2 separate regions of the Homo sapiens genome follow, and region 1 is linked to region 2. The links are chromatin loops, found by intact Hi-C in ENCODE. Cell type or tissue: endothelial cell of umbilical vein. All regions are shown on one strand. Links, peaks and the distances in the headings refer to the core of each region. The heading gives the core; the rest is flanking DNA. Region 1 overlaps NEDD4 (NEDD4 E3 ubiquitin protein ligase). Region 2 overlaps NEDD4 (NEDD4 E3 ubiquitin protein ligase).

The links. Hi-C counts contacts between places; a loop is a spot of excess contacts. Peaks named below come from ENCODE experiments on the same cell type or tissue, not always from the same donor. Only the 100,000 strongest peaks of a DNase experiment are listed, where the experiment ranks them.
Region 1: it touches region 2 in a loop (3.0-fold over the local background); 4 of 110 quality-filtered maps call a loop at or near these places.

The regions. Positions count from the first base shown.
Region 1 is chr15:55,836,309-55,851,138 of GRCh38, reverse strand. It overlaps NEDD4 (NEDD4 E3 ubiquitin protein ligase), which reads left to right. Exons shown (of 29, transcript NM_006154.4): 14 at 397-597; 15 at 2,253-2,333; 16 at 2,564-2,618; 17 at 2,709-2,767; 18 at 4,105-4,170; 19 at 8,976-9,205; 20 at 10,412-10,533; 21 at 10,622-10,692; 22 at 12,535-12,630; 23 at 12,959-13,032; 24 at 13,290-13,350. Among named protein-coding and RNA genes, the nearest start is that of PRTG, 100 kb to the right of the region's middle. RefSeq lists an enhancer at 4,564-5,105. In endothelial cell of umbilical vein, for the core only: a CTCF peak has its summit at 4,829 (motif pointing right); a DNase peak (open chromatin) is centred at 4,838.
Region 2 is chr15:55,891,133-55,908,531 of GRCh38, reverse strand. All of the region lies in intron 5 of NEDD4 (NEDD4 E3 ubiquitin protein ligase), which reads left to right. Among named protein-coding and RNA genes, the nearest start is that of NEDD4, 94 kb to the left of the region's middle. RefSeq lists an enhancer at 16,767-16,936. In endothelial cell of umbilical vein, for the core only: a CTCF peak has its summit at 10,628 (motif pointing right); DNase peaks (open chromatin) are centred at 10,701 and 11,121; H3K27ac peaks cover 1,422 bases.

The sequences.
Region 1 (14,830 bases), core at 3,298-5,797, 52 kb after region 2:
GGGAAAACAAAGACGACCTCCTCCTATAGGCACGAGAGCTCCCCTTGCAGCTAGGGCTTGAGCTTGCAGACCTCGCTCCTTCAGTCAGATGCACCCACAGCATACTGTTAACTAACATCTTACTGCTTGAGAATTAGTTGAAAAATTATAAATTACTGTAAAAATAAAGTTTTACAAAATAATTTATTGGAAAAATGTTATTAAATGTAATGCATTATTGAAATGTTGGGAAAATATTAACATGCCATAACTACATTTGAAAATGAGCCTCAAATATTTAGAGTCTCTTTAATGGAGGGTGTGTATTCTATTTGCAGGTTAAGTTACCTTTTTAACTACATCTATTTGTGAGTTCTCTCTATAAAATATTACAATATGATTTCATTAATGTGCTAGGCCACAGTGGAGACCAGTCAGCTGACCTCAAGCCAGAGTTCTGCAGGCCCTCAATCACAAGCCTCCACCAGTGATTCAGGCCAGCAGGTGACCCAGCCATCTGAAATTGAGCAAGGATTCCTTCCTAAAGGCTGGGAAGTCCGGCATGCACCAAATGGGAGGCCTTTCTTTATTGACCACAACACTAAAACCACCACCTGGGTAACTTTGATACTTTTCCATTTAAATTTATAACAACAATAATCATCTCTTATGTATAGTTCCTTAAAATCTTTAAGTATGTATTAGTATAACCTATGTTTCCTAATATTCATTGAAAGGTATATTGAATTCTTAATAATATTATTTGTATTCAGGAGAATGCTTATGCGTCTTTTTAATATTGTTTTGGATTATGATGGAGATATTCATGTTTACTTCCTATTTCCAGTTTTTAGCTCACTAGCCATAAATGCTTAAGAAGATACATAGGAATAATCCTTTGCTTTTATATGAGGCTTTATAGCTCCAAAGCACTTTTGAATCCATATCTCATTTAATATCAAAAAAACCTTGTGAGGCTAGGTAGAACAAGTATTTTTATTTTAAGATAAGGCTTAAAATTGTTTAGTGCTTGGCTTACTACTAATAGAAAAATTACCTAAAGGCCGGGTGCAGTGGCTCATGCCTGTAATCCCAGCACTTTGGGAGGCCGAGGGGGGAGATCACGAGGTCAGGAGATGGAGATCGAGACCATCCTGGCTAACATGGTGAAACCCCGTTTCTACTAAAAATACAAAATAATTAGTCAGGCATGGTGGCGGGTGCCTGTAGTCCCAGCTGTTCAGGAGGCTGAGGCTAGAGAATGGCATGAACCCAGGAGGCGGAGGTTGCAGTGAGCCAAGATCGCACCACTGCACTCCAGCCTGGGCAACAGAGCGAGACTCCATCTCAAAAAAAAAAAAAAAAAAATTACTTAAAATTAGCAGCAGATGAATATATTTTAATTAATTATTAAAAGACCAACATAGCTTAAATAATACTAAACTTATTTAATAAATTAATAATATTAAAATAATATATATAAATTAAACCAAATAAATTTAATTTTGTTCTCTTTTTTAACATTCTGAATTGGCCTTTGATAACCTTTTTGGGCTTACCTTCCTGTTATTCAAAAATATTAATCGACCCTTGAACAGATAGCTGGCAAAATGCATGTTCTGGGGCTTAGAAATATCATGTGGTCCAGGGCCAGGCACAGTGATCCCAGCACTTTGGGAGGCCAAGGCGGGTGGATCACCTGAGGTCAGGAGTTCGAGACTAGCCTGGCCAACATGGAGAAACCCCGTCTCTATTAAATATACAAAAATTAGCTAGGCATGGTGGTGCATGCCTGTAATCCCAGCTACTCAGGAGGCTGAGGCAGGAGAATCCCTTGAACCTAGGAGGAAGAGGTTGCATTGAGCTGAGATGGTGCCATTGTACTCCAGCCTGGGCGACAAGAGCGACACTCCACCTCAGAAAAAAAGAAAGAAATATCATGTGGTCCAATTTAATGTCCTACTCTTTCACCAGTTTTTACATAGAGAAAAGCCCTATATAGTGACACATTTCCTAAAGAGCGGGGCAAAAGAAATGACCAGTTAGTGGTGATCCCTGAGAACTGATCGTTATTCCTTTTGATATTATAGCCTGACAGTGATAGATTTTAGAAGGAGAAAATATTGTGTCACATATTTAGGAAATAAAGTATAAATTGACTTTTACAAGAGAATATTTTAAATATCCATTGATGTTAGAAAACATGGTAACAGACTGACTTTGATTATTTTAAAATTTGTGTGTATTGTTCTTTATTTACTCTACCAAAAAAGGAAGATCCAAGATTGAAAATTCCAGCCCATCTGAGAGGAAAGACATCACTTGATACTTCCAATGATCTAGGGCCTTTACCTGTAAGTGTATAGAAATGCTAACCCATCTAACTTGGCTATCTCAAATATTTTGCATTTTCGGGTATAGTATTTCTTTATCATCTATAATTAATGTTATTATTAAAATGTTGATACCTTCTAAGAATGGAATGGAATATGCAAGTTAAATTAACCATACAACCAGTGCTATTTTTCTATCCATTCATCTACGCCCCTCTCCTAAAATAATTGAAATACATTTTTAATTATAGCCAGGATGGGAAGAGAGAACTCACACAGATGGAAGAATCTTCTACATAAATCACAGTATGTGCAGTGCGATTTTTCATTATGTTATTTTTTGTAATAAATTTTATGTGTGAGAAAGTACATCTTTTTTCTTTTTCTTCCCTTCAGATATAAAAAGAACACAATGGGAAGATCCTCGGTTGGAGAATGTAGCAATAACTGGACCAGTAAGTCTCTCTGCCAGTGTGCTCTGATGGGACTGTCCGCTCACCTGTCTCTTCAAGAGCAGATAGTCACGGGCATAACCCTACAGGCATTGAGAGGAAAGCACATTGGCCGTTCTCTCCTCTCCCCCATTTCCCATACTCCAAGTCTCAGTTATTTGAAAAGATTCTATAACGTCATTATCCTTACCCTACGCAATAGCAGTGAGGGGACAAGTGAGCCAGACAGTCAGAATGCTAAGGCAGTGTGGGCTGCTGAGCTCAGGCTGGTGCCTCCCACTGTCTGAACAAGAATGATGACAGTCCTCCACAAATCAGAGAGGAGCAGAGAGTGTATGCGGATGAGGAAGCAGCAGCACCCTATCCACTCCAGGGTCATTCTTAAATTTTTTTATAGAAATCAAGCCAGGCTCACACCTGTAATCCCAGCACTTTGGGAGGCCAAGGCAGGTGGATCACCTGAGGTCAGGAGTTCGAGACCGGCCCGGCCAACGTGGTGAAACCCTGTCTCTACTAAAAATGCAAAAAAAATTAGTTGGGCATGGTGGCAGGTACCTGTAGTCCCAGCTACTTGGGAGGCTGAGGCAGGAGAATCACTTGAACCCAGGAGGCGGAGGTTGTGGTGAGCTGAGGTTGTACCACCACACTCCAGCCTGGACAACAGAGCGAGACTCCATCTCAAAAAAAAAAAAAAAAAAGGAAAAAGAAAAAGAAATCATTGTAAATGCCCAGTATGTAAGACACATCCACACTTAAGTATAAATATTACCACGTATGATAATTGTACTACTCTTGAGTCAGATTGATAGGAAAATTATCCTTTTTTATAGCTGCTTTTTCCATTTTATTCAGATTTTGTTTTCTAATTCATAAAAATAAATAAAACTGAAGATACCGTTTTTTATTACTATTTACTGTCTCAACATGTAGTCCTTTAATGGCTCAAAAAGGCAACTCCTTGGAGTTCAAGGAAAAAGTACGCTTTTCACATTGTCCCTTTAATGGAGAAATCACTTTGAAAGTCTCTTTAGAAATGGAAATTTTTGTTTCTAATATTTCTCTACCTGGAAGAAATTTCCTATTTCTGGCATGCTGCATTTTAAGAATATTGCATAATGAAAATTACAGCCATAGGAATTGCTGAATACAATTTTATCTTAAACAGAGAAATTAAATATTTTAAAGTTTAAAGTTTTGTATTTGTTTTTCTTCTAATTAAACTTTTCTTTCCAAATATTTTTCTTTTAATGCCCTTACGTTCATAAAATACAACAAATAAAAATTGTTCCAGAATAAAAACAACCTAAACTTCTTTATTTTTCCAAAATTTCCAACTAAAGGCAGTGCCCTACTCCAGGGATTACAAAAGAAAGTATGAGTTCTTCCGAAGAAAGTTGAAGAAGCAGGTTAGTCATGTTTATAATAAATACTTAAGAGTCATCAATATATAGATGGAAAGTAATGGGAAATGTTTTTTACAGTAATAATTTGTTCTATATTTGTAACAACTTTGAGTGAACAGTTTTTCCTAGAGAAAGGATGCTCATTTTTTGAGTAGCTGTGATATATCACTACAGACCATAATTAGTTTATGTCTTTATTTTTCAGTATATTTTATAATATAGAAAAATGGCATTTAAAGTTTGCTTTCCAGAGCTCTAACCTGGTGTATCCCTGTGGGGTTTATGGGGCTTGATCTTTGTAGAATCTGAGCAAGAGTGGGTCAGGAAATTATCTTCTGGCCTAGTCTTTGACTGTGTTGGAGGACGGTCTGGATTTTTTTATGACTTTGTTGTTTTCCAGCGAAAGTCATTCATTCTCTACGGCTTCAAATGTAATGTCTCTGCATAATTTAAAAATACAATCATGAGTGGAACTGTGCTCTTGTGACTTGTCTCCTTATGCTTATCAGTTATGTTCACTACACTTTTTCCCATCGCCACAAATGCAATATGTTTGGAACTAAACTCATCATCTGGCCATCTGTTTCATTCCTGGTTTTGTTTACTAGTTTTAACGCCTCTCTTACTTGCTCATCCTGTCCTCCTTTGCCTGCAGTTTAGGAATACTACCACTAGGTGGCCATATTGGGTTATACTTTCTTGCATTCTAAGCCAGAAGCTGGCTTTCACAAATATTCAAGATGGTGGGTGGGCCACCTCAGAGTTTCACCCAAATTTTTAGCAAAAAGAAAACATGATAGTTTTTTTAGTGTAAACATTTTATGCCCTAATAAAATCCTTAAATATCATAAACTTTCTAAACTCATTTTTAAGGATAATTTTGTGGGCCAGGTGCAGTAGCTCATGCCTGTAATCCCAGCACTTTGGGAGGTCGAGGTGGGTGGATCACTTGAGGTCAGGAGTTCACGACCAGCCTGGCCAACGTGGTGAAACCCCCGTCTCTACTAAAAATACAAAAATTAGTTAGGTGTGATGGCGCACACCTTTAATCCCGGCTACTCCGGAGGCTGAGGCAGGAGAACCGCTTGAACCCAGGAGGCAGAGGTTGCAGTGAGCCAAGATCGCGCCACTGCACTCCAGCCTGGGCAACAGAGTGTCTCAAAAAAAAAAAAAGAAAAAAGAAAAAAAGAATAACTTTGTGTCGAAATTTCCCTGGAAATTTGTTTTCTACTTCTAGACTTTGGGATTTTAAATGTTTACTGATTTATTGTTCTGCTAAATATTTTCATTGTTAATGAGAATACGCTGGAGGAATAGAAGCACTAGCTTCTCCATTTGCCACTCTGAGTGGTTGAAACATGTTGTAGTATCTAATTATTAATGTCTTCCAGGCAGCAGGAGATGGGAGACAATGCCATTACAGGCCTCAAAATACAAAAAAAAAACCATGATAAAAGCAATTATATTTGTTGATCTCTCATTGCATACCAGGCGTTCTTCTTAGAAGTTTACATATGTTATTCATTTAATGTCTACAATAACTCTGTAAGGAAGGGACTACTATTACCTTTCACAGATGAGGAAACTGAGGCACAGAGAGAATAGGTAATGTGATCAAGTCCCATGGTTATTAAGTAGAAAAGCTAAGTGGTCTAGCTCCAGATCCCATGTTCCTAAGCAACATGACATGTCATATTGGTGACTAAGAGAATTAAGAGAGAAATTAATTAATTTGTATGGAAATTACCCAGAATGCAACAAAGGTATGTAAGGGGATAAACATATAAAAGAAAGGTTAAAAGACATGAAGTCACCCCAGAAGGAGGGGACCAAGATCATGAAGAGGAGAAGGCTAAGAATATGAATTCTCACATTAGTAAAAAGGCCCAAGCAGTACTTTAAAAATAAAATCTGTATCTAGACACATCATAGCAAAAGAGCAGAACACTTAGAATGTAAGAACATGTAACACCAAAACAGAAATAAAGAATATTAAAAACACCAGGTGCAGTGGTTCATGCCTGTAATCCCAGCACTTTGGGAGGCTGAGGCAGGAGAATTACTTGAGCTCAGGAGTTCAAAGCTGCACTGGGCTATAATCATGCCACTGCACTCCAGCCTGAATGACAGAGCAGTACTCTGTCTCAAAAAAAAAAAAAAAAAATTGAAAACCGGTGCTTGAAAGCCGTGCACTGTCTTTAACCTTTTCCTCTTCCTTATCCTCAACATCTTGTAGTTAGGAATAATGATGGCTAATAATTACCATATGCCAGATACTGTTTAAGCATTTTTAATGCATGGAGTTGAAACAACTCCATGTGGGTAGCTATCATTATTATTATCCCTATTTTATAGATGAGGAAACTAATCCTTAGAAAAGACATGTAACCTGCCCAAAGTGTCACTCCTAGTGAATGGTGGAGTCAATAACACAGGACCAGATTCCAGAATGCATGCACTTGTCTACTACTCAGTTCAAACACTGAAGTTCTCTTGTACCCCCCTCTTCTTCCACTACCATTGCTCCTTCACAGGTCCCTCTGTCTTCTCTCACTCAGCTATTCCAGGGGTCTTTAACTGACCAGTGTGCCTCTTGTTTCTCCTCTTTAAAACCACCCTTTACACCCTGTCCCGTCAGCTTCTGAGAACCCAGCAATCTGACCGTGTGGCTCCCCAACCCAGAAACTCTCTTCTTAACTGCATTCACACTGTCCACCCTCTGGCCCCAGACTACTTTTTTGCATTTTTCCCCTATAATCCCTGCCTTCTTTCCCTTCCTCTCCCTTCTTCTCCTTCTGTGCCCTCTAGGTATTAAATATATCAGACCTCTCATGTATGCTGTTCCTCCGTCCTTCCCTCCCTTTCTCTGTCTAAAGACTTCCTCTCAAAGCCTTCTTGATTGCCTCATTTGAAGTCAATAGCTCAGTCTTTTATGCCCTGCAGAACATTGCTTCCATCTCTATCATCAGCAATTGTCCTCCTATTTTAAGTCTCAGAATTAGCATCATTTACACTTGTTTTTCACATATACGCCAGATGAGAAACTCCTTGAGGAAGCAAGGACATCTTACCCTATGTTTTTATTCCCTTTATTCCCCATCGTTGGCCCTACTACAATACCACCTGGCCCAGAGTAGGCCTTTGATAAATGCTTACCTGCACCAGCTGCCTAGTATCCAGTCTAAAGTTGCTGTTCTGCAAGCTTACCATTTTTTTAATGACATAAGCAGTATAGGAAACTGCTCATATCATGCTTATATTGCTTATATCAACTGCTTACATTATTATGTTTCTATAGGGCTTTCCATTTTCCCTAAATAAATTGAGAATGAAATTGATTTTTTTTCCTTAGAGCTAACCTTCTTTTTTGGAGGTGACAGAATATTGATGGCATGTTTTCTCTTACTGGTTTCCCCTGGAAATTTGCCCATGAAGTACTGAGGAATAAAATATTTAGATATATCTTTTGTAAAATTTACAATAAGTTCTGCCTAAAGCATAGTTGTGTACATTTGTCACATAAGCAAAGAACGTACAAAAGATTAGTGAGGCAATGTAGCTCCATTAATTAAGAGCACAGACTCAGGAGCTAAGACTTTCTTAAGTCGTCTTCTTCAGTTTTATGTGTAAAATGAAGACAATAATAGTAGCTTTCGCATAGTGTTGTTATGAGGTTAAACACGTTAACCTGCCATTCCAGGGTACCCATGCCTGGCTGTTTTAGTCCGTTTTCATGCTGCTGATAAAGACATACCTGAGACCAGGCAATTTACAAAAGGAAGAGGTTTATTGGACCTACAGTTCTACATGGCTAGGGAGGCCTCACAATCATGGCAGAAGGCAAGGAGGAGCAAGTCACATCTTACATGGATGGCAGCAGGCAAAGAGAGAGCTTGTGCATAGAAACCATTAGATGTCGTGAGACCCATTCACTATCATGAGAACAGTGCAGGAAAGATCCGCCCCCATAATTCAATCACCTCCCACCAGGTTCTTCCCATGACACATGGAGATTGTGGGAGTTACAATTCAAGATTAGATTTGGGTAGGGACACAGCCAGAATATATCACTGGCACAGTCTGTAAATGTCACCATCTGTTAATGAGTGAAGCAAGATAGACTCCAGGGAGGAAAGTAGAGGTAGGGAAAAGCCTGAACAGACAGGCACAACAGCTAGCAGGCAGTGGCTATCCTACAGGTCACAGAACGGTGTTCATTGGAACTTAATATGAAAAGGACTGTTAACGAAATGCCTTCATGGGGGCATTACCATCACCATCAATTGCTTCTTTAGGCCGGGTGCCATGGCTTATGCCTGTAATCTCAGCACTTTGGGAGGCCAAGGCGGGAGGATTGCTAGAGCTTAGGAGTTTGAGACCAGCCTGGGCAAGATGGCAAGACCTCAAAAACTTAAAAAATTAGTCAGGCATGATGGCATGCGCCTGTGGTCCAGTTACTTAGGAATCGGAAGCAAGAGGATCACTTGAGCCCATGAGGTCGAGGCTGCAGTAAGCCATGTTCACGCCACTGCACTCCAGCCTGGACTACAGAGCTGTCTCCAAAAACAAAAGCTTCTTCAGATGTAAAGAAGTCTATATTACTAAGTGATTAAAGAAAATGCAGAAACTGTCTCATACCATAGAGGAAACCAAGACAATATACCTAGTTGTGTTTTCCCTGAGTATATTACGTAAGGAAAAAGAGACTTGGACACAGGGTGTAGAGGGAATGTTATAACTTTATGAGAGATGGGTTTGTTATTATGTTGAACTGATTTAAACAGTACGTCTCTCCTCTGGATTTTCAGAATGACATTCCAAACAAATTTGAAATGAAACTTCGCCGAGCAACTGTTCTTGAAGACTCTTACCGGAGAATTATGGGTGTCAAGAGAGCAGACTTCCTGAAGGCTCGACTGTGGATTGAGTTTGATGGTGAAAAGGGATTGGATTATGGAGGAGTTGCCAGAGAATGGTTCTTCCTGATCTCAAAGGAAATGTTTAACCCTTATTATGGGTTGTTTGAATATTCTGCTACGTAAGTACCTTTACAATGATTATCGGCAGAAAAAGAAAAATCACTGTTTTAAAAGTAAGAGTCGGCCGGGTGCAGTGGCTCATGCCTGTAATCCCAGCACTTTGGGAGGCCGAGGCGGGCGGATCACAAGGTCAGGATATCGAGACCATCCTAGCTAACACGGTGAAACCCCGTCTCTACTAAAAATACAAAAACTTACCCAGGCGTGGTGGCGGGCGCCTGTAGTCCCAGCTACTCAGGAGGCTGAGGCAGGAGAATGGCGTGAACCCGGAAGGCGGAGCCGAGATCACGCCACTGCACTCCAGCCTGGGCAACAGAGCAAGACTCCTCTAAAAAAAAAAGTTACCATTTTAGCCATTTTAAATATACAATTTAGAGTCATTACATACATTCACATTGTTGTGCTGCCATCCCACTATCCAACTCTAGAACTTTTTCATCTTCCCAAAATGAAACCCTATACCCAGTAAGCACTCGCTCCCCATTCCCTGGCAGCCACCATTCTGCTTTCTGTCCCTATGAATTTGACTCCTCGGGTACCTCACATAAGTGGAATCATTCAATATTTGTCTTTTTGTGACCAGCTCATTTCACTTAACATGATGTCTTCAGGGTTCATCCATGTTGTAGTATGTATCAGAATGTCCTTCCTTTTTAAGGCAGAATAATATTCCATTATTTTTGCATATAATGCTTTGTTTAGGCTGGGCGTGGTGGCTCATGCCTGTAATCCCACCACTTTGGGAGGCCAAGGCTGGTGGATCACAATGCCAGGAGTTCAAGACCAGCCTGACCAACATAGTGAAACCCTGTCTCTACTAAAAATACAAAAATTAACCAGGCATGGTGGCGGGCGCCTGTAATTCCAGCTACTTGGGAGGCTGAGACAGGAGAATCACTTGAACCTGGGAGGCGGAGGTTGCAGTGAGCTGTGACCGTGTCATTGCACTCCAGCCTGGGCGAGAGCAAGACTCCATCTCAAAAACAAACGAACAAACAAAACTTTGTTTATACATTCATCTGCCAAAGGACATTTGGGTTATTTCCACTTTTTGACAGAAATTACTATTTTTAAAACCATTAAATCCAGTGGAGGAATGTGGTTCTAACAGTGGTAAACAACTCTTAAAGGAGGAAGATTATTTGTAATTATTTGTCATATTAAAGTTTTTCAAATGAAGTATTTAAATGGGGTTGTCTTTACAGGGACAATTATACCCTACAGATAAATCCAAACTCTGGATTGTGTAACGAAGATCACCTCTCTTACTTCAAGTTTATTGGTCGGGTAGCTGGAATGGCAGTTTATCATGGCAAACTGTTGGATGGTTAGTATTAAGTATAAACTTTTTACAATATAATTACCTGTTTTCTTTCACTTGGTAATCATCCTAAATGTATTTGGTTTTTTGCAAGGTTTTTTCATCCGCCCATTTTACAAGATGATGCTTCACAAACCAATAACCCTTCATGATATGGAATCTGTGGTATGTCTTTTTCACTTATAGTATAGACGAAGTATAATTTAACAAGCAGCTTGAACATTTTGAAGAATTTGCTTTTAATGACATGGAAATTAATATATTATCATGTTTCAAAATACAAATGAACTTTTTCCTCAACATTTTATTATGAAAATTTTCTAACATATAATAAAGTTGGAAGAATTTTACATTGGACAGTTGTATATCAACTACTCACAATTGCTTTTTTTCTAGATTTACTTTATCACATACCTATCTGTCTATCCATCAGTCTGTCTTAGTTTCTTCATGCATTTCAGAGTAAGTTATAGATAACATTAAACATCCCACTAAATACTTCAATAGGTTATACCAAGTTATATGTCTTTTGAATCAGTATTTGCATTATGATCTTTTATGATGAATGTTATATATATATATATATATATATATATATATATATATATATATTTTTTTTTTTTTTTTTTTTTTTTTTTGAGACAGAGTGTCACTCTGTTGCCAAGCTGGAGTGCAGTGGCGTGATCTTGGCTCACTGCAACCTCTGCTTTCCAAGTTCAAGCAATTCTCTGCCTCAGCCTCCTGTGTAGCTGGGACTACAGGCGCGCACCACCACACTCAGCTAATTTTTGTATATTTAGTAGAGACGGGGTTTCACCGTGTTCACCAGGATGGTCTCAGTCTTTTGACCTCGTTATCCGCCTGCCTCAGCGTCCCAAAGTGCTGGGATTACAGGCATGAGCCACCGCACCTGGCCAAATGGTGTATATTTTTTAAATGGCAGTCGAAAGGCAAAGCGTTATGGTTAGGTTCCTAGAAAAAAACAGAAGCCCAAGGATTAAACCCCGGACTGTAGCCGTGTTGTTTCCTGTGCTGCTGAATAGCCTCACACAATGTGTGTTCACATGAATTCCAGGGCATCTTCCTTAGTACCAAGTTCATTTTTTATTCTTTTCTTATTACATATTAACAGCACAAACAGTGTGATTCTTTATAAATCATAAGATTGCACAGTTACTTGAGTTGGTTCATTGAGCCTCTATATTTATTAAGAGATTTTTCTTTAACTCGGGCTGGGTATAAACAATGGCCTCCTCATAGCTACTTAAACATTTCACACTTAGTGCCGGACACAGGGGTGTGCAACTGTAATCCCAGCACTTTGGGAAGCTGAGGCAGGTGGATCACTTGAGGTCAGGAGTTTGAGACCAGCCTGGCCAACATGGTGATACTCTGTCTCTACAAAAAATACAAAAATTAGCCAGGCGTGGTGGTGCGCGCCTGTAGTCCCAGCTACTTGGGAGGCTGAGGTAGGAGGATCACTTGAGTCAAGGAGGTCGAGGCTGCAGTGAGCCACAGTCGCCCCACTGCACTCCAACCTAAGGGACAGAGCGAGACCCTGTCTCAAAAAAAAAAAAATTAAATTAAAAAATAAAAATAAAACATTTAACACGAAGTCACATAGGCATATGAGGAATGTGCTAAGTGCTCCTGGATATCCAGAGAAGTTAGGTTTTATCTGAAAACTTCTGTATTCATTCCTTTAACTGGATGATAAAATCTGTACCTCCACTGCTTCCACATAAACATAGATTCTAAACTTTTAAGTAGGCACCAATTGATTAATTGATTGATGCATTTTTACTCTTGCCCTTACCTGTCATCCATCTCTTTTTGTAATACACACACATACACACATACATTTTTGTTTATATATGTGTGTAAGTAAAGGATGTCCATCTGACCTCTCATCTTTTACCCAATTATTCAGACCCTCTACATACTGTTTTTTGCAATTTCAGGTGTGTTATAGATACAAATTTTAAATATGTAATTTTTCCCATCTAGGATAGTGAATATTACAATTCCCTAAGATGGATTCTTGAAAATGACCCAACAGAATTGGACCTCAGGTTTATCATAGATGAAGAACTTTTTGGACAGGTTTGTGAATTTTGATCAGTTAAAATGGCACATAAATTGTGAGACAAATGTTTAGATGTTAATACGTACACTTAATACATTCCTAGGCTCTGTTTTTACATTCATTTCCCAGTAACAAAAGCTGTCTCTGAGCAAGAATTTGTACTTTCTTTAACATTTGACTCGTTCCATATTTATTTTAGTAAAACTAGTATTTTAAGTTTTCTTAGTTTTTAACTTTTGACTGGACTTAATTTAAAACACCAAGTTTCTCGTATAACTACAATATGTATACTTTTTAAATTTTTCTCGCTAAAATAACATATCAAGTTATTGTGTTTAATTTTAGACACATCAACATGAGCTGAAAAATGGTGGATCAGAAATAGTTGTCACCAATAAGAACAAAAAGGAATATATTTAGTAAGTATTTTATTAGTATGTATTTTATTGGATATAATTTTGTACTTTATTCCAGAAAGACTCTTCTTACCATCTTTCTCTGTCCCCTTGTCCAGAATCTCAGTGTTCTTTTTCTCTATCACAATGCAGTAGCAAGCACTCATATTCAGCTTTTACCTTGGTCTCAGCTAGCCTTTAGTTTTTGTTTCTAACTAGAATAATTGTGCCTCAGAATTTTGTCTTGGTTCACATGAAAATGAAATGTTGTTTCTTTTTAGTCTTGTAATACAATGGCGATTTGTAAACCGAATCCAGAAGCAAATGGCTGCTTTTAAAGAGGTATTCATTTTCTTTTATTTGCTCTTCCATAATGTCACAGTATAACCTATAAGTTTCAAATATTAGGCCTCATCACATCTGAGAAAAATAAGTATATGGCTTGTTTTGTGAAATCATTCTAAATTATATTTTTATATTAACTAAATATTCCATTCAGTCATTCAAGAAGTCTAGACAATAAACATGGACAGGTCCCCTTTCCCCCAAGCCTTTTCCCTATTCCATTCTCTTCACTTTAGGACAGCAAAAGAACAAGAGTGCTTTAGGGATAGTATAACATATTGTTTGTTTTTCTAAATAGGATCACCTTACACATTTTGTTTTGTGACTTACTTTCTTCTTTTTTTTTTTTTTTTGAGCGCGGAGTGAGTCACTTTGTCGCCCAGGCTGGAATGCAGTGGCGTGATCTCGGCTCACTGCAACCTGCACCTCCCAGGTTCAAGCAATTCTCCTGCCTCAGCCTCCTGAGTAGCTGGGATTACAGGTGCCCGCCACCACGCCTGGCTAATTTTTGTATTTTTAGTAGAGACATGGTTTCACCATGTTGGTCGGGCTGGTCTCAAACTCCAGACCTCAAGTGATCCATCCACCTTGGCCTCCCAAAGTGCTGGGGTTACCAGTGTGAGCCACCGTGCTCGGCCTACTTTCTTCTTTTATCAGATATTTATTAGGGATATTTACATGTGACGACATATAGCTGCCTTTCTTTGTGGCTATATTTTATTCAGAATATAAATTAAAAAGTTACTTAAATTTTTCCAATTGGTAGACAGATTGTCAGAGCACTCATTTCTTAAGCTAACTTACAATCTTCTGTTAAATATGTATCTGGCTGGGCATGGTGGCTGACGCCTAAAATCCCAACACTTGAGGAGGCTGAGGCGGGAGGATTGCTTGAGCCCAGGAGTTCGAGACCAACGTGGACAACATAGGGAGACCTTATCTCTATAAAAAATTAAAAATTTGGGCGCGGTGGCTCATTCCTGTGATCCCAGCACTTTGGGAGTCCGAGGTGGGCAGATTGCCTGAGGTCAGGAGTTTGAGACTAGTCTGGCTAATGTGGTGAAACCCTGTCTCTACTAAAAATACAAAAAAATTAGCCGGACGTGGTGGCGTGCACGTGCAGTCCCAGCTACTCGGGAGGCTGAGGCAGGGGAATTGCTTGAACCTGAGAGGCAGAGGTTGCAGTGAGCCAAGATTACGCCACTGCACTCCATCCTGGGCAACAGAGCGAGACTCCGTCTCAAAAAAAAAATTAGCCTGGTGTCATGGCATGTGCATATGGTCACAGCTACTTGGGAGGCTGAGGCTGGAGGATCACTTGAGCCTGGGAAGTCGAGGCTACAGTCAGCTATGAGCTATGATGGCACTACTGCACTCCAGTCTGGGCTACAGAGTGAAACTTTGTCTCTAAAGTGTGTGTGTGTGTGTGTGTGTGTGTGTGTGTGTGTGTGTGTCACATACTTTTTCATAAATTCAG
Region 2 (17,399 bases), core at 9,141-11,640:
AAGTCTTAAGGCCATTCTTTGATGAGAACAGTAATACAGTTCAAAGTCGAAGTATCCATTGAGTCCCTGCAATGCCATTATTGTGGCCATTATCACGAGTAATTCATTAAAAACATATCAATAATACTTCAGATACTAAGTGTACATGCAGCAGAAAAAAAAGTTAAAGATGGAGATATGGCAATAGGTAGGCAAATGTAAATTCACTAGAATTGATTAGAGAAGTATTCTGGAGAATGGATTAAGCAAATCTTTTCTGGGCTCAGATTTGCTAGAATACAGTTCCCTACTATAGAGAACAATGACTAGCTCAAAATAGACACTTAATAGATATTTATTAAATTAATGAATAAAGCCAGGGACCCTTTGGAATGAGGTAGAGATGACTGCAGAATCCTGATAGGTGAGGATGACTACACACAGCCTTGCAGAAACAGATAACCAAACTAGGATATTTGAGTGATGACTGTGATGATGAGTGGGAGCTACGTGATGCTTCATCCTTTGCGTGGAAGAGTGGCACTCTTAAATGAATACCTTGTCCCTGGGGTGAATGCCAATGGAATATTATGATCGTGACTCAAGGATTAGTTTCCACAGTGGAGTCTGATTCATAGCCTACATATTCCACTAACTGGTACCGTATAACTGGGTGTCTGGATAGAGGCTCAGATCAAGTTTCCTGAAAAGAAGATTGAATGGACAAAGATCTTTAAGGGTATTCAGACAAAAGCCATTTGACTAGCTTTCTTTCAGTTTATCGTTGTTTTATAAAATGACTTCCCTCTAGACTTTATTGTAAGAGCTGGGATTCTCAGACTAGTTCCTGGAGTTTTAAGTAACTGTTTCAGCTAAGAATGACCTTTACTTTTGTAACAAGGCTGAAAGACTGAACCCTCTTAAACAGTCACAGAGCTTACTGGAAACTCAAGTCGTCTTCAAAGCAAATGAGTTTAACAAGTATTTATCAGAAATAGAATATGTGCCTGCCATAAGTGGCAAATATTCTTCCTGGATGTGAAGAGGTTATAATTGAAATGAGACAATGGCATAATCCATAGAAAACAACCAGAGAACAATATAGTATAATATATAATAATGTTTATATACCTACTTCATGCAGGTAAACACCTAAACATTGAGATATGTGATTGCCCATATGATTTAATTACTTTTATCAAGGTAAAACATGTGCCCATTTTAAAAGTCAGATATTATTTCTTTGAAGATTTTCTGTCTTTTTCTCCATGTTTTCTCTTCCTAGAATTCCTGTTAGCCAAAGTTTGCACTTCCTGGATTGACCTTAAAATTTTCTTTTCTCTCCTGTTTTCTGTTTCTTTGCCTCCTTAATCTACTTCTTGGAAGATTTCTTCCAAGTTTCCCCCTTTCTTTAATTTTAAAATTTTGTTTATTTTTTATTTTTATTTTTTTTTATTTTTGAGACAGTCTGGCTCTGTCGCCCAGGCTGGAGTGCAGTGCCGTGATCTTGGCTCACTGCAACCTCTGCCTCCCAGGTTGAAGCAATTCTGGTGCCTTGGCCTCCCGAGCAGCTGGGATTACAGGTACGTGCCACCTGTCTGGCTAATTTTTTTATTTTTAGTAGAGATGGGGTTTCACCATGTTGGCCAGGCTGGTCTTGAACCTCTGACCTCAAGTGATCCACCTGCCTCAGCCTCCCAAAGCATTGGGATTATGGGCGTGAGCCACTGCGCCCAGCCTAAAATTTTATTTTTTATTTATTTATTTTTTAATTATACTTCAAGTTCTAGAGTACATGTGCACAATGTGCAGATTTGTTACATATGTATACATGTGCCATGTTGGTGTGCTGCACCCATTAACTCGTCATTTACATTAAGTATATCACCTAATGCTATCCCTCCCCCAGCCCCCCACCCCACAACAGGCCCCGGTGTGTGATGTTCCCCTTCTTGTGTCCAAGTGTTCTCATTGTTCAGTTCCCACCTATGAGTGAGAACATGGGGTGTTTGGTTTTTTGTCCCTGCGATAGTTTGCTGAGAATGATGGTTTCCAGCTTCATCCATGTCCCTACAGAGGACATGAACTCATCATTTTTTATGGCTGCATAGTATTCCATGGTGTATATGTGCCACACTTTCTTAATCCAGTCTATCATTGATGGACATTTGGGTTGGTTCCAAGTCTTTGCTATTGTGAATAGTGCTGCAATAAACATACGTGTCCATGTGTCTTTATAGCAGCATGATTTATAATCCTTTGGGTATATACCCAGTAATGGGATGGCTGGGTCAAATGGTATTTCTAGTTCTAGATCCGTGAGGAATCGCCACACTGTCTTCCACAATGGTTGAACTAGTTTAGAGTCCCACCAACAGTGTAAAAGTGTTCCTATTTCTCCACATCCTCTCCAGCACCTGTTGTTTCCTGACTTTTTAATGATCGCCATTCTAACTGGTGTGAGATGGTATCTCATTGTGGTTTTGATTTGCATTTCTCTGATGGCCAGTGATGATGAGCATTTTTTCATGTGTCTGTTGGCTGCATAAATGTCTTCTTTTGAGAAGTGTCTGTTCATATCCTTCGCCCACTTGTTGATGGCATGGGCAAGGACTTCATGTCTAAAACACCAAAAGCAATGGCAACAAAAGCCAAAATTGACAAATGGGATCTAATTAAACTAAAGAGCTTCTGCACAGCAAAAGAAGCTACCATCAGAGTGAACAGGCAACCTACAGAATGGGAGAAAATTTTTGCAATCTACTTATCTGACAAAGAGCTAATATCCAGAATCTACAAAGAACTCAAACAAATTTACAAGAAAAAAACAACCCCATCAACAAGTGGGCGAAGGATATAAAATTTTATTTTTAAAGTTCTTTCTTGTTTCTGATGATTTCCTAGTCCTAACGTCCTACTTGTTTTTATGAATACAATCTCTTATTTCTCTGAGAATATTTTACTTCGGGTTTGGTCTATTTTCTTTCTTAAGTTTTGTTTCAGGTCCTATGTTGTCTCTGGTTCCCTTTGGTCCCTTTGCTGTTGTTATTGTTATTTCTCTTTAATACTGGACATTTCCCTCCAGATATCTGTTGTTGATATTTGAGAGTAAGTCGCTATGAAGTTGCCTGGAGGTTCTGTAATTATGTTGGGCTTTTCAACTGGTGGGTTTCACTGTTGGGAAACCCCCCAATTGTTAGTGTCTTCTCTCTGAGGTCAATTTGTTTCTCCAGAGAAGAAACTTCTAATGATTGCCAGTTATGTTTTACAGCCATGGTTAGTGACAAATCAGGAGTGAAGGTGATTCCTTTATATAAGTTCTGCAACTGAGTGAATTCCAGGTAAAATATGTCTTAAAAGTGATATTTACTTACAGAATTCTTAACATGCTGATGATAATTTAATTCATTTGCAGTAAATGAAATGCCTGATTTTCTTTTCTTTTCTTTTTTTTTTTTTTGAGACGGAATTTCGCTCTTGTTGCCCAGGCTGGAGTACAATGGCACGATCTCGGCTCACTGCAGCCTCTGCCTCCTGGGTTCAAGCAATTCTCCTTCCTCAGCCTCCTGAGTAGCTGGGATTACAGGCATGTGCCACCGTACCCGGCTAATTTTGTATTTTTAGTAGAGACGGGGTTTCTCCATGTTGGTCAGGCTAGTCTCAAACTCCCAACCTCAGGTGATCCACCCACCTCGGCCTCCCAAAGTGCTGGGATTACATGCCTGGCCAAAATGCCTCATTTTCATACCTCTGGTCTGACATACCTTGTGTATATTCTAGAAGCATATACACTCCTAGAAAGACTGAAGTAAACACTCTCAAGTAGAAAATGTGGTTTCCTTAACGTATTTCTCAACTTTTTGCATTCTTGGTAATACATTGAAGTGCAAATATGCATACCTGTCACTCAGAAGAAGAGAATCAACCTGTTTAAAATGTGTATGGAAATACGCCGGGTGTGGTGGCTCACACCTGTAATCCCAGCACTTTGGGAGCCTGAAGTGGGCAGATCACTTGAGGTCAGGACTTTGAGACAGGCTTGGCCAGCATGGTAAAACCTCGTCTCTACTGAAAACAGAAAAATTAGCCAGGCGTGTTGGTGCACGCCTGTAATCCCAGCTACTCAGGAGGCTATGACAGGAGAATGTCTTTAACCTGGGAGGCGGAGGTTGCAGTGAGCCGAGATCGAGCCACTGCACTCCAGTCTGGGTGACAGAGTGAGACTCTGTCTCAAAAAAATGAAATAAAATAAAAGGTGTATGGAAATAGAACAAGGAGGAAGAGACCCTAACAGCCTTCTAGTAGAGTTTAATATTGGATGTTCACTGTCACTAGGACTTGAAGCCTCAACTATGATTTTTAACTTGGAGAAAACCTTGATATATTCTTTTCTTTTGAGATGCAGTCTTGCTCTTGTCCCTGGAGTGCAGTTGTGCAATCTCGGCTCTCTGTGACCTCCGCCTCCAGAGTTCAAACGATTCTCCTGCCCCAGCCTCCGAAGTAGCTGGGATTACTGGTGCCCGCCACCACATCTGACTAATTTTTTTGTGTTTTTAGTAGAGATGGGGTTTCACCGTGTTGGCCAGGCTGGTCTCAAACTCCTGACCTCAGGTGATCCTCCCACCTCGCCCTCACAAAGTGCTGGGATTCACAGGCATGAGCCACCGTGCCCAGCCAATGTGTGTATATATATATATATATATATATGTGTGTTTTTTTTTTTTTTTTGAGATGGAGTCTCACTCTGTCACCCAGGCTGGAGTGCAGTGGCACGATCTCGGCTCATTGCAACCTCCGCCTCCCGGGTTCACGCCATTCTCCTGCCTCAGCCTCCCGAGTAGCTGGGACTACAGGCACCTGCCACCACGCCCAGCTAATTTTTTGTATTTTTAGTAGAGCTGAGGTTTCACCGTGTTTAGCTAGGATGGTCTCGATCTCCTGACCTCGTGATCCACCCACCTCGGCCTCCCAAAGTGCTGGGATTACAGGCGTGAGCCACCTTGCCCGGCCCCAGTATATTCTTTTTTAAACCCTTAGCCTTATATTTGTAAAAGTTTAAAACAGCATACTTCATGTGCCACATTTTAGGAAACTGTCTGAGATAGTGATTATATCTCCATATTAGAAATAAGTAGAAAGGCCCAGAAATTTTTAAATGACTTGCTGAAAATCACAAATCTAGCAAATGTCATACTTCAACCAAAACGCAACTCCATTATGTATTTTAAAGCACCTTTCTACTACCACTAGCCAAAAGGACTCTCATCGGGCACTGGGAGAATCCTACAGGATAAAGCTGCTTGGAAAAGATTACTTTGGTAAAAATAGCATCAGAAAGAAAAAAAAGAGTTGTCTAAAGGAAAAATTCCATTTGGGCTGACTACAATCTAATGAATAATGTTTACACTCTGAAGAATGTATAGTCCAGATCAAGTGTTTTCTTATGGCCATTGTTGAGTGAAAAAAAAGTTTAGGGATTATTATTAAACATTACCAGAGAACCAGTTTCTCTCGCAAATATTTCTTTTTATTTATTTATTTATTTTTTATTTGAGATGGAGTCTCGCTCTGTCACCCAGGCTGGAATGCAATAGCACGATCTCGGTTCACTGCAACCTCCACTTCCTGGGTTCAAGTGATTCTGCTGCCTCAGCCTCCTGACTAGCGGCGATTACAGGCACCTGCCACCATGCTGACCTAATTTCTCTCAAATATTTCCTTCCTTGTCTTCCAACTTGTGATTTATAATTACTTTGTTTTTTTCTGATTACTTTTATTGATTAACACATACTTTGTTTTCTGCCTCCTATAACATTGTTTATGAATTTCATCCTTAAGTTCTTTTTATTTAATAAATGTTATAAACTACCTATATTATTATAAGCTAGTTTTTTCCCAAATATTTTAAAACTTTTCGTTAGGGAAAATTTCAAACATACACAAAAGTAGAAAGAATATTGCAGTGAACCCCTATGTATGCCTCATCCCGTTCTAAAATATATCAACATTTTGTTGATTATATCATCCATCTCCTCCTCGCTTCTCCTTTTTTCTAGAATCTTTTTTAAAAAATACATATTGTACCCATAAACACGTTGAAATGCATCTGTGATGGTTAGGAGCCTTTTACATATATAAAGCCACCATGCAGTCGTGACAAAATTAATGGTAAAAGCAACATTAATTCTAAACTGTTTTGGCTAGATAAATCTCTAAGTCACTATGTCATTTTAGTATTGACAAAATTCAAGATGGATACATCTCTTTTGACTTGCATCTGTCTAATTCATCTATTTTCTGATATTCACATCTCTTTGGGATGGAGCATGTCAGTTATTTACCATAGGATTTTCTCTTTCTTTAATCAGATAACTTTTGATAATGCATGGGTTACCAATATAATTGAGGCCTTCCTTTGGAACCTAAAACCAAGAGATTAGAGTTCAGATTTGGAATTTATCATCTAACCACATCTTATCTAAGCCTTAATTGCCGCACTGTATTTAGGGTTCAAACATCTGGGATAGCTACCTTACTCATTCCTAGGCAGAGGTGAAAATGTACTCTATGTTGAAGTAACTCTATTAGTTCCTATTATAGCTTTTCCAAATCCTGGTTTTTATATTTATATAATATAAAATTTATGAAACATTGCAACAGTGTTTCAAGTACTGGAAATTTTATATGTTTGGCAAATACTTGATGCTCAATAAAGAGTAGCTCTCATTATCTACCTTATATTGTTGTGAGAGTGTCTGAAGGCACTGTAAACTGTAAAGTGCCATGATATGTAACATGTAATAATTGTTTTTTATATGTACAAATGGAATCATATATGTAATTATGAATCCACATGAACAGTTAAGTAATGGGAAATGCATGAAAAGAACACATTAAAAAGTCAAGTAAAAATACACAGACCACGAATCTGGGGAAGCACTTCTTCATAAGAAACCAAAGCAAAGATCAAAGTCTGTTTTCAAAGGAATACAGGATTTCTAAAGCCTATTAACAATTAAGCCACAATTCTTTTTACTTATACTCACGAATTTTGATTGGATGTATTCTTAGGGACAGTGTCAACACTGGATGTACTGAAGGAGAACAAAAATAAGAATTATACAGCAAATTAACAGGAGTAAATAATTAGCCAGAAAGTCCTATATGTGGGCCACAAGCCCCACATTGAATATCCAATAATTGGTAGTTCTAAAACGAACTCTTGTTTCTTTGATCCCCCATTGAAAATTTTGACTTATGGAGACGATTTCATAAATGTAAAACATAAAATTGTAGACTTTTTTCTCTTCAGTTTTTAAACTAAAGAATTCACAGAGCTCTCAATAGTTAAGATATCACAAAGGATAAATGCTTGAGGGGATAGGTACTCCATCATCCATGATGTGATTATTATGCATTTCATAGCGTATCAAAACATCTCATGTACCCCATAAATGCATACACCTACCATGTACCCACAAAAATTAAAAATTAAAAAAAGTTAGATACCAGTTTTCGCTAATAGCATTCTTTTTATTTAAATGAGTTTATTATATGTGAAAACATTAAAATAAACATCTTATTTTGTAAAAACCACTATTATAACTTGGTTTTTATCTTACTCTTGATCTTTAGGAATCAGTTCATCTTCTAGCTGTCATCAATGTTTTTGCCTCATATTTTAAACAAAATATTATTAATACATTTGCAATGGGAAATATATCCTAGTGTGCCAATTTATCTTCATATTAAAATGTTTAGTTGGCAGTTGTTGACAGGGTAAAAGCAAAGTAATTCAGCTATTATAATTTTACATTTATATAGTTACTCTTTGAGACATACATAAAAGCTCAATTTTGTATGATTCATATAAGCAACTCAATTTTGTCGGTCTGATAGGGCTTTTATAAAGCTCTCTTATAGCTATCTCTCCCTTTACTGAAAGTAATTATGTATTTGGCTCTTAGGATATTTTTTAACCTTCTGAAGTTAATTTGGGTATGACCCTGGCATGTTATTTATAAATATTAGCAACAGGTGGTAAAATTGCCGAAATATATTATACTGATACCATAATTTTGGAGCAAGCTAGTCAAATCTGTTTACTCCATTTAATCTGAGTTTCCTAAGCTTCACCAGCCTGCAGGGACCAGTAGATACAAAATAACAATTATAACCCAAATTTCACTGACTTAGCTCTTCTCTTCTCATAAAAGATCCCAAGCAGCTATAAAGTGCTCTTCAGTATTTCTGGGATTCCCAGGCATGGCTCCCATGCGCTCTAAAACAAATCCAGTCCTGTGGAGCAGTATTTCCAGGCATATGCAGCGCACCTGTTGTCACCTTGGAGTCCTGCTGTGTCCCACTGGGCTCTGGTTCCTCCTCCTTTCCTTACGATGAGTTCTTGTCCAGAAGCATCCTTAAAAAGCTTATCTCAACCTTTTCTTAGGTATGATGAGCCAAACTAGTTTAAAAAAAAAAAAAGTGGAGTCATGATTCTGAACACAGTGTGGTGTGGGGCATCATTCAGCTTTGAGGACATGTCTGAATCTCAGAGACAGCAAGAACTAAAACTAAGATCTTAAAACCAGAAAGTACTGTTTTACTAAAAAAAATTTCCTACAGCACCACTGTCCAGTTTAGTAGCCAGTAGCCACATGTGGCTATTGAGATTTAAATTAGCTTAAATTAAATTGGATTTAAAATTCAGAACCTCATTTGCACTAGACACATTTCCTGTGCTCCATAGCTACATGTGATCACTGGCTCCTGCATTGGACAGCAGTAGTACAGAACATTTCCATCAGTACAGAAAGTTCTGTTGGACAGGGTTCCCCTAGAACATTAGGTCTCAAGCTGCAAGACATTGATACCCCTGTACTTTCACAATGATCCAGTGTATTGAGGAAAACGCCTAAAGCTGCTGTACTAGGTGGTTATGGCTGAAGGAGTGGAGCCCCATCCCAATGGCTTTATTTTTCTCTACTGGTACCTGCCCTAATGTTTAAGCAAGAAAATACTGGTTTTAAAGGGGTTTGTTGAGTTATTTTCTTAAGCAACAGTAACCCACATCCCCGTTTTTCCTGTTTTCATTGATATGTTATAGTCTTCAGTAAAAATCATATGAGTTTTCAACCCTGGAAAAAATCTTAAAAACTGTTTATAGATCAGCTAAACTTACATTTGATCAGATAACCAGGTAATCAAATTGTAAGAATAATCAGTTTCTACTTCTGAAATACATTTTTAAAAACTAATAAAAGGCTATTCATTTCAAAAAGTAAAACTTTTTATAGAAAACATTTTATTCTGCCACTACATAATGTAGTCTTGTGCCAAGGTTTGAAAAAGAGAGAGAGAGAATTAAAAAGAAGAAGAAAAACTACTTTGGGAATTATTTGATAATTATTTTGTTTGTTGTTTAGAAATATTCTCTGGCCATATGTACAATCTTTACACATACTTCTTGCAGTGTGTTTATTGTACTGAGAAGAAATCTTTGTTTTCACTGATCACTGTGCATCATTTGTGCTTACTACCATTTGTTAATGAATAGGAAAAAGACTACTAAAAATCTAACAAACAGATTTTGCTTTTTAAAGGTCTTTTCTTGGCCAGGTACAGTGGCTCACGCCTGTAAGCCCAGCACTTAGGAGACTGAGATTGGAGGATCACTTTAGCCCAGGAGTTCAAGACCAGCCTGGGCAACAGAGTGAGACCCCTGTCTCTATTTAAAAAAAAATTGTTTTTAATTAGCCAGGTGTGGTGGCGCTTGCCTATAGTCCCAGCTACTCAGGGACTGAAGCAGGAGAATCACTTGAGCCCAGGAGTCCAAGTTGCATTGAGCTACGATTGTGCCACTGTATTTAGCCTGGGCAACAAAGTAAGACCTTGTCTCAAAAAAAAAAAAAAAAAAAAAAAGTTCTTTTTGTGAAATACAAAAGAGCAGAAGATATTATCCCAACTTCTGATAGGGCAGTCTAGGCAAGGAAGACAAAGAACATATATAAGATGTTTTGAAATTATTAAAGAAGGATCAGAGTGTTGAAATTATTGTAAGCATCAAGGCTGCTTGCCCGTGAATTAAGGAAGTTTGCAGGAGGATAATCTCAGTAAAGTCTGTAGACTGAAAACTTTCATAAATCCTGAGTTGTTAACAGTGTTTTCAGGCCCACTAATGCTAGTGTTGTTTAATACATAGAAAAAATTGAATATGAAGTTCAGTAGTTTGTAACTTTTAGATTCATTTACCTTTGAAAATGATTAAAACCGGAATCTGGAGCAATAAATCTAACAACCAAATGATGAGCTAAATAGTGACTTCCAACTATGTGCAGTGTGTTGGTAGGCCTTACACTATATGGAAAAACTTAGGAATTATTTTTAACCTTCCTTTTGGAACATTGTGTAAACATTCTTAGATTATACTTAAACTATTAAGTGGGGTAGTTTTATCTGAATCTAAGTCCACTTGAGTTGTGGATTTCACCTCTCATGGATGTGTGTTTTAATTGTGGGGTAATGTCAATGGAAGATCAGGGTTATAATATCATGGCATTTGAATAATAGAAATTCACGTAAAATATTCTAATCTGTCAAACTTTACCAACTGTGTGCAGATTCCACAGCCAAGGATGGGAGTGTGGCTCATGGCCACTAGAGGGCAGGAAAGGTCAGGAACCGGATGTGGAAGCCTGGGGAAAAGTATAGGGGAAAGCTTGGATCACCCCTTCGTAAGGAAGACAACTTGCCACAACTTGAAGCAAACACAATTCAGTCCCTGAGGCAGGAAAGACAGTAAACGATGCAGGAACATAAGCCACAGTCAAGGCCAGGAGGACACATGGGCAGGGAATTAATAAACCAGTCTGGAGCCCAAACCTTACCAGGCTGTCAAACTGCTGGCAGAAAGCTAAATGTAAGGCCAGGTTGAAGAAGGCAGTCAGATTGCAGGGAGTTGAGCAGGTCATTCGACCCTCACTATTATTGCTCCAAGTTGAACATACTGACCCTTTTGAAATGGGCAAAGTGGGACTTTAAGAATCTAGTGATTGAAAAGTCAAAGGAAATCTGATACCATCTTCTTTTGATATTGCAGCATTTCCTGTCACAACTCCTGATTTAGTTTTGTAATGCTAGAACTATTCCTATTTCCTTCTTGGAAAATTCCCTCCACGTCCTAGAGTACTTCCTCAGGTCTAAATAGCTAATGTTTACAAAGGAAGGATTAAGTAAGACGAAGATGACACAGCAGAGTTTTCCATTAAGACATGCCATATCGGCCGGGCGCAGTGGCTCACGCCTGTAATCCCAGCACTTTGGGAGGCCGAGGCGGGCGGATCACGAGGTCAGGAGATCGAGACCATCCTGGGTAACACAGTGAAACCCCATCTCTACAAAAATACAAAAAAATTAGCCAGGCATGGTGGCGGGCACCTATAGTCCCAGCTACTCGGGAGGCTGAGGCAGGAGAATGGCGTGAACCTGGGAGGTGGAGCTTGCAGTGAGCCAAGATTGTGCCACTGCACTCCGGTCTGGGCAACAGAGTGAGACTCCATCTCAAAAAAAGCCATGTCAATAATCATATTTAATATTTTATAAATTGTATATTCATAAATATATACAAATATATTTATAAATTATCATGTTTAATAATTTAGAATTTATCTTTAGGTCTTAAATAGATAAATTATGTTAAAACTATAAAGGTAAGGCACATTGGGCTATAACAAAGAATAAAAGTTTTCCTTAACATTTCTATATACATGAATAGAATTTTATCCTTTTCCTTTGCAGTTTTTACACAGATTTTAATTATATATGCATATTTGTCCACCATGCATGACTGGAGGCTCCATGATACCAGAAATACCCTCCTGAACTTAACCTGGAGCCTGACTCTAGAAGCTAGTCACTAGTATTTGTTGACCTCAAGGAATTTACCGTCTGGTTGGAGTGCAAGAGAACTATAATACAGATATTAAAAACAGATACAAAGGGAAGTAGAATTACAGAGGAGGAAATTAGCAATTTAGTATCATCAGGTAAATTTTTATTAAAATGGCATTGTGGCCAGGTATGGTGCCTCACCCTGTAATCCCAGCATTTTGGGAGGCCAAGGCAGGTGCATCCCTTGAGGCCAGGAGTTCGAGACCAGCCTAACCAACGTGGCAAAACCCCATCTCTACAAAAAAATACAAAAATTAGCCAGGCATACCGGTGCATGTCTCTAATCCCAGGTACTTGGGGAGGCTGAGGCAGGAGAATTGCATGAACCCAGGAGGTGGAGGTTGCAGTGAGCCAAAATCGTGCCATTGCACTCCAGCCTGGGCAACAGAGTGAGACTCTGTCTCAAAATAAATAAAGACAAAAGTGAATAAAATGGCATTGAGCTGGGTGTGCTGAGTGAGCTTGAGAGGGCAAAATATAGGATCATTGCAGCTATTGGGGGGCTTTTGTTAATAGAAGGCTGCAAGGTAGATTGGAAAAAACAAACTAGAATTCCATGCCAAGGAATTTAGTTTTTCCTCTGGACCAGTATTTTTGAAATGTGGTCCTCACCAGTCTGTAAGATGCCTCGTATAAAACCTACCCCATTGACAGATAGGTTTGTATAATGCCACATGCTGTATCTTGGAATACCACAGTGCACATTAGTAAATCTAAGTTCCTAAAGTTCTGTAGGAAATAAACTTTTGAGCTTGGTTTAACCAAATGTATCCCAATTATATGACCAGCGTTAGATGGCCTGCTCATTTATCTTCAGCTATTAACAATCATTGCTCACTCCTCCTGGTTTCTCCAGACACTGAATAGATACATGTTTCTCAAGGTGTATTGCTGGCCAGATGCATTAGTATCACCCAAGAACTGCAAATTCTCACACATTATACCAGATCAGCAGAATCAGAAATTCTAGGGGTAGAGCCCAGCAATCTGTCTTTAAATAGCCTATCAGGTGATTTTAACACACACTGAATTTCAGCCTGAATCTTGAAACTCTAGATTAGGTTGGGCACAGAGCCTCCAGCTTTCCTCAGCTACCACAGCTTCCTTTTATCCATTTTAAAGTAGTTTCCTGTTTATCTGTTTTAAAATTCACCTTCTCACACTTACTTGTTTTTAAATTGAACATCCAAGATTTTACACAGCTCAGCTCCTTGGTTTCTTAGAATTGAAGGCACTCTATATTTGCAACAGTAGCAGTCGTCTGCTGATTTCATTTCTCATTTAAACTGCAGAGATAATTCTCCAGAGAATGTTAGCGTCCACCTCTTCGAAAGTTATCTTTTCCTTTCCCTAGTAGCTTGGCAGACATTTCTAAAAAGAAAAAAATTAATATCATAATTAGTGCTCAGAAGTGTGAATCTCTATTTTCAGTCGAGAGTGAATACTTTTCTTTTGGAAAGGAAGAGCTTTATCCATTTTAGCAGTTACCTAGCTGTGAGTATTTCCTGGCTAAATTATAACTTTATACCTTAGTTCTCTTGTTATTTTCCTTTGTTCAGAAATATAAATTTGAAACAATGGGATGAGCCCCTCCCTTTTTTAGAGGTGGAAAGAAAGTTGAAACAAATGCAAAACCTTTTTCTCATATTTAGTAGTCATCTAGTTTAGGAGCATACAATATAAATTGCTCCTAAAAATGTTGGATATATTACATTTTAACTTTAGAAATAATTATAAAATCCTATTTATATTTGATACGGACACAACCTCTGATTCCTGTTATGTCTTGCCTGCTTCAGATTCCTTCTTTCCTGTAGCATATTAAAAAATGGTTTGTATTTTTAAATCCTCACAATAAATCATGAATGAAACTTTAGAGCATGTAAAGATAAACTTGACAAGGTAAATCATCTGTTTTCACAAGTCTGTGATAATTAGAAAGTAAGAACTCCAAAGAAATTGAAATTCAAAGGACAATAACTCAAAGTGAAACTGATTTAGAAAGTAGTTTCTCCTGACTTCCACCTCACCCCAATCTGTGAGGTAAAAGCCCCTTTAAAGATGTGAGGGTTTCTAAGGGCCGTAGAATTTCAAGTAGTGTGAAGCTACTATCAAAGAACCAAGTACCGGTGTCTCTTGGTATTTGCAGGGGGAATGGTTCCAGGACCCCACAGACACCAAAATGAGCAGATACTCAAGTTCCTTAAATAAAGTGGTATAAAATTTGCATGTAACCTACACACATCCTCCCATAAATTTTGTCATCTCTAGATTACTTATAATACCTAATACAGTGTAAACACTATGTAAATACTTGTGCTGCATTGTTTTTTAATTTGTATTTTTTTATTGTTGTGTTATTTTTTCTTTTCAAATATTTTTGATCCCGGATTGATTGAATCCACCGATAGAGAGAGCTGACTATACAGTTTATGTCTTATAGTCAGATCTACCAGAAAGGCTAGAGGCCGAGCAAATCACAAACTTAAGACATGGAATGCTTGCTTTATGCAAAGATATCCAGTTTCCAAAGCACTATGATTTTATAGCACAGATTAAATTGTTTATCTAACTCCATTTCCTCATTGACATATAGAAAGATTGACTCAGTAAATTTTGAACTTCTAGGAAAATGTTTTAAATAAGCCCATTATAGTATAAAGCACAGTCAATAAGGAAGTAGGAAAGAAGCAGCTATACAAATGCAATTTTGTTTATTAATAAGATTGGTTTACCTTAGAAAACAGTTAAGTTAAATTTACAGTGATTTTTGTGAGCCTTTTTTCTATCTATATCTAGTATGTAGTATGAATCCATATAGTGTGGATTTTGAGAGGAAGGATGTTCATTTAAAATAATAGTTTTTATTATATTCAGCAAGCAGAAAAATATGGTTTCTTATTTTTAAAATACTATAAAAGGTCTATTCATATAAGTTCTGCTTATTTTTCTGAGACACTCATGTGCGAATATCATGTGTCCAAATACCCACTTTTCATGTGTTCAAATAAAAAAAAATTAAATGTCTTATAAATAGAATGGAAATTTAAACTCCACTTTAAGCAAAGAGGTTCTTAGATAATTTCAATTCAAGTTTTTAATTGTAAAACTTACAATTAAAGTTTTAATTAAAAACTTTAAGTTTTTAATTGTATTCTGGTCTTTTGTGATCTCTGAAGTATTTCTTGATCTGTTAGCTTAATTTAAATAGTATGATTAATAACGGCTTGAACATTTTTATGGCTGTAAATTCTTTCAATTTCTTTTTTTACTGCCTGCCCCAATTCTTGTCTTTAGAATTATATGATCTATACAGAGGAATCATGACATTTGCGCATAGAGGATTTTAATACAGCTCTGTGAAGACAGTTGTTATTAACAATGATTAAGATACTAATACAAATGTAAGCCTCTTGATCTTGAATCTTTGATCTTGATCTTACCTTTGAAGAAAGGTATTTAAACTTATCTGTGCTTCTTGGCTCACTCAGAAAAGTATTTCCTTCTGTAGCATCCAATTAATCACTAAGATCTGTTTCTATCTCAGGTTAGTTTACTGTAATCTTTATTGTTACACAAAATAAAATTATTTTAGATATATATGCAAAATGATAAATACCAGCTTGGTTGAGGCATTGTTTGTGGTAGCAAAAGATTTGAAACCATTTAGATTGTCAGTCTGAATTTAGATTGACAATCTAATTGTCTGTCAATAGGGAACTAGTTAAGGAAATTTTGCTGTACCATATAATAGCATACCATACAACCACCAAAAAGGTAAAGCATCTCTATATATATTGATATGTGAACAAAGTATGAAAGATAATGTTGAAGGGGGGAAAGCAAGCTGCATAACACTATGTCAGAGAAAACTCTAAAGGGATGGATAGGCACAAAAATAAAACAGCTATCACCTTTTGCAAGGACAGAGGGTAAAAATGGATAGCTGGAGGGTAGAAACTGTTTCATTTTCTTTTTGATTTTGTACTCGGTGTATGTGTTACTTATATTTTTAAATTACTTTTTAAAAAATGTTCTTGAAAGAAAAGTGCTGATAGCTAAATCTGAAAACTGAAAAAACAAATTATACTATATCTAATATTCAGGTATAAAATTTATTTTTACTCTTTAAAAAGCATGATTGAAACAAAAAGTTTGATATTACAGCAGAAAACCTTGGCTATCTTGTTGGCCTCTGGCTGTGAAGAAATTATTCTTTCTATAATCCTTTGCCTTTTACAGTAGATTTGCCCTGGAAAATTATTTATAATTCATATTTATTATTTATTTATTTATTTATTTATTTATTTATTTATTTATTTATTTATTTATTTATTGAGTTGGAGTTTTGCTCTTTTGCCTAGGCTGGAGTGAAGTGGTGCGATCTCAGCTCACTGCAGCCTCTGCCCCTCCAGGTTCAAGTGATTCTCATGCCTCTGCCTCACGAGTAGCTGGGATTCTAGGTGGCCACCACCACGCCTGGCTAATTTTTGTATTTTTAGTAGAGACGGGGTTTGGCCGTTTTGACCAGGCTGGTCTCAAACTCCTGACCTCAGGTGATCCACCTGCCTTGGCCTCCCAGAGTGTTAGGATTACAGGCATGAGCCACCGTGCCCAGCCTATAATTCATATTTAATAGAAACTCTTTTTAAAGCAAAGTATTCTTCAAAGTTGTGACACTTTAACTTAACTGTTTTTTAAATTCTGATTTTTTATTACTTTGGATTCTCTTAAAGCATAACATTTAGCTACTATTCATTCTTATTAAAGTTAACAACATTTGACCTCCTAAAATTAGAGCATCTTTAGTTCTAATTAAAGTTTTTACAAAAACAGCAATTTGGATTTTCTTTTTATGTTCTAAAAATTGTTTTAAGAAACTGAAATTCATGTCATTATAATACTAGAAAAGGTATTATTTACTGACTAAACTGTGCCCATTGCAGATAGTCCTGTTTAAAATCACCTGGTGTTCTAAATTCTTTTTCAGACTTTCAGGCATTCTTAAATTACTTATATTATACCAAATGCAAATTTGTTTTATGAAGTAGGCTGCATGCAGTTCAAATATAGGAAATAACTCTTGCAAAGAAATGCTTGATACTCAGAATTTGGAACAATTGGTTGGCTAGGGAAATATTAATGAACATCACAGACTGACTTGCCTTCATAGGAATGAATTTAAAACGATTACTTTTCCTTTGTAAATGGAAAAAGAACCTCTAATTGTCCTGTATTTATAGCAACCATATGTCCCAGACTTTCCAGGATAGTTCCCAATTTCAGATTCTCCATCTTCTTCTGAGACTATGCATATTGACTTTTAGTTTGGAAAATTTTTTCATTTTTCAAATATTGGAAATACAGCTATTTGGGATCATTTCATTTTATGTAGAAGTGAAGAAACTCATTTCAGATCATTGGCTTTAAATAAGACACTGTTGCAAGAAATATTTAAAATGTAGGTACTT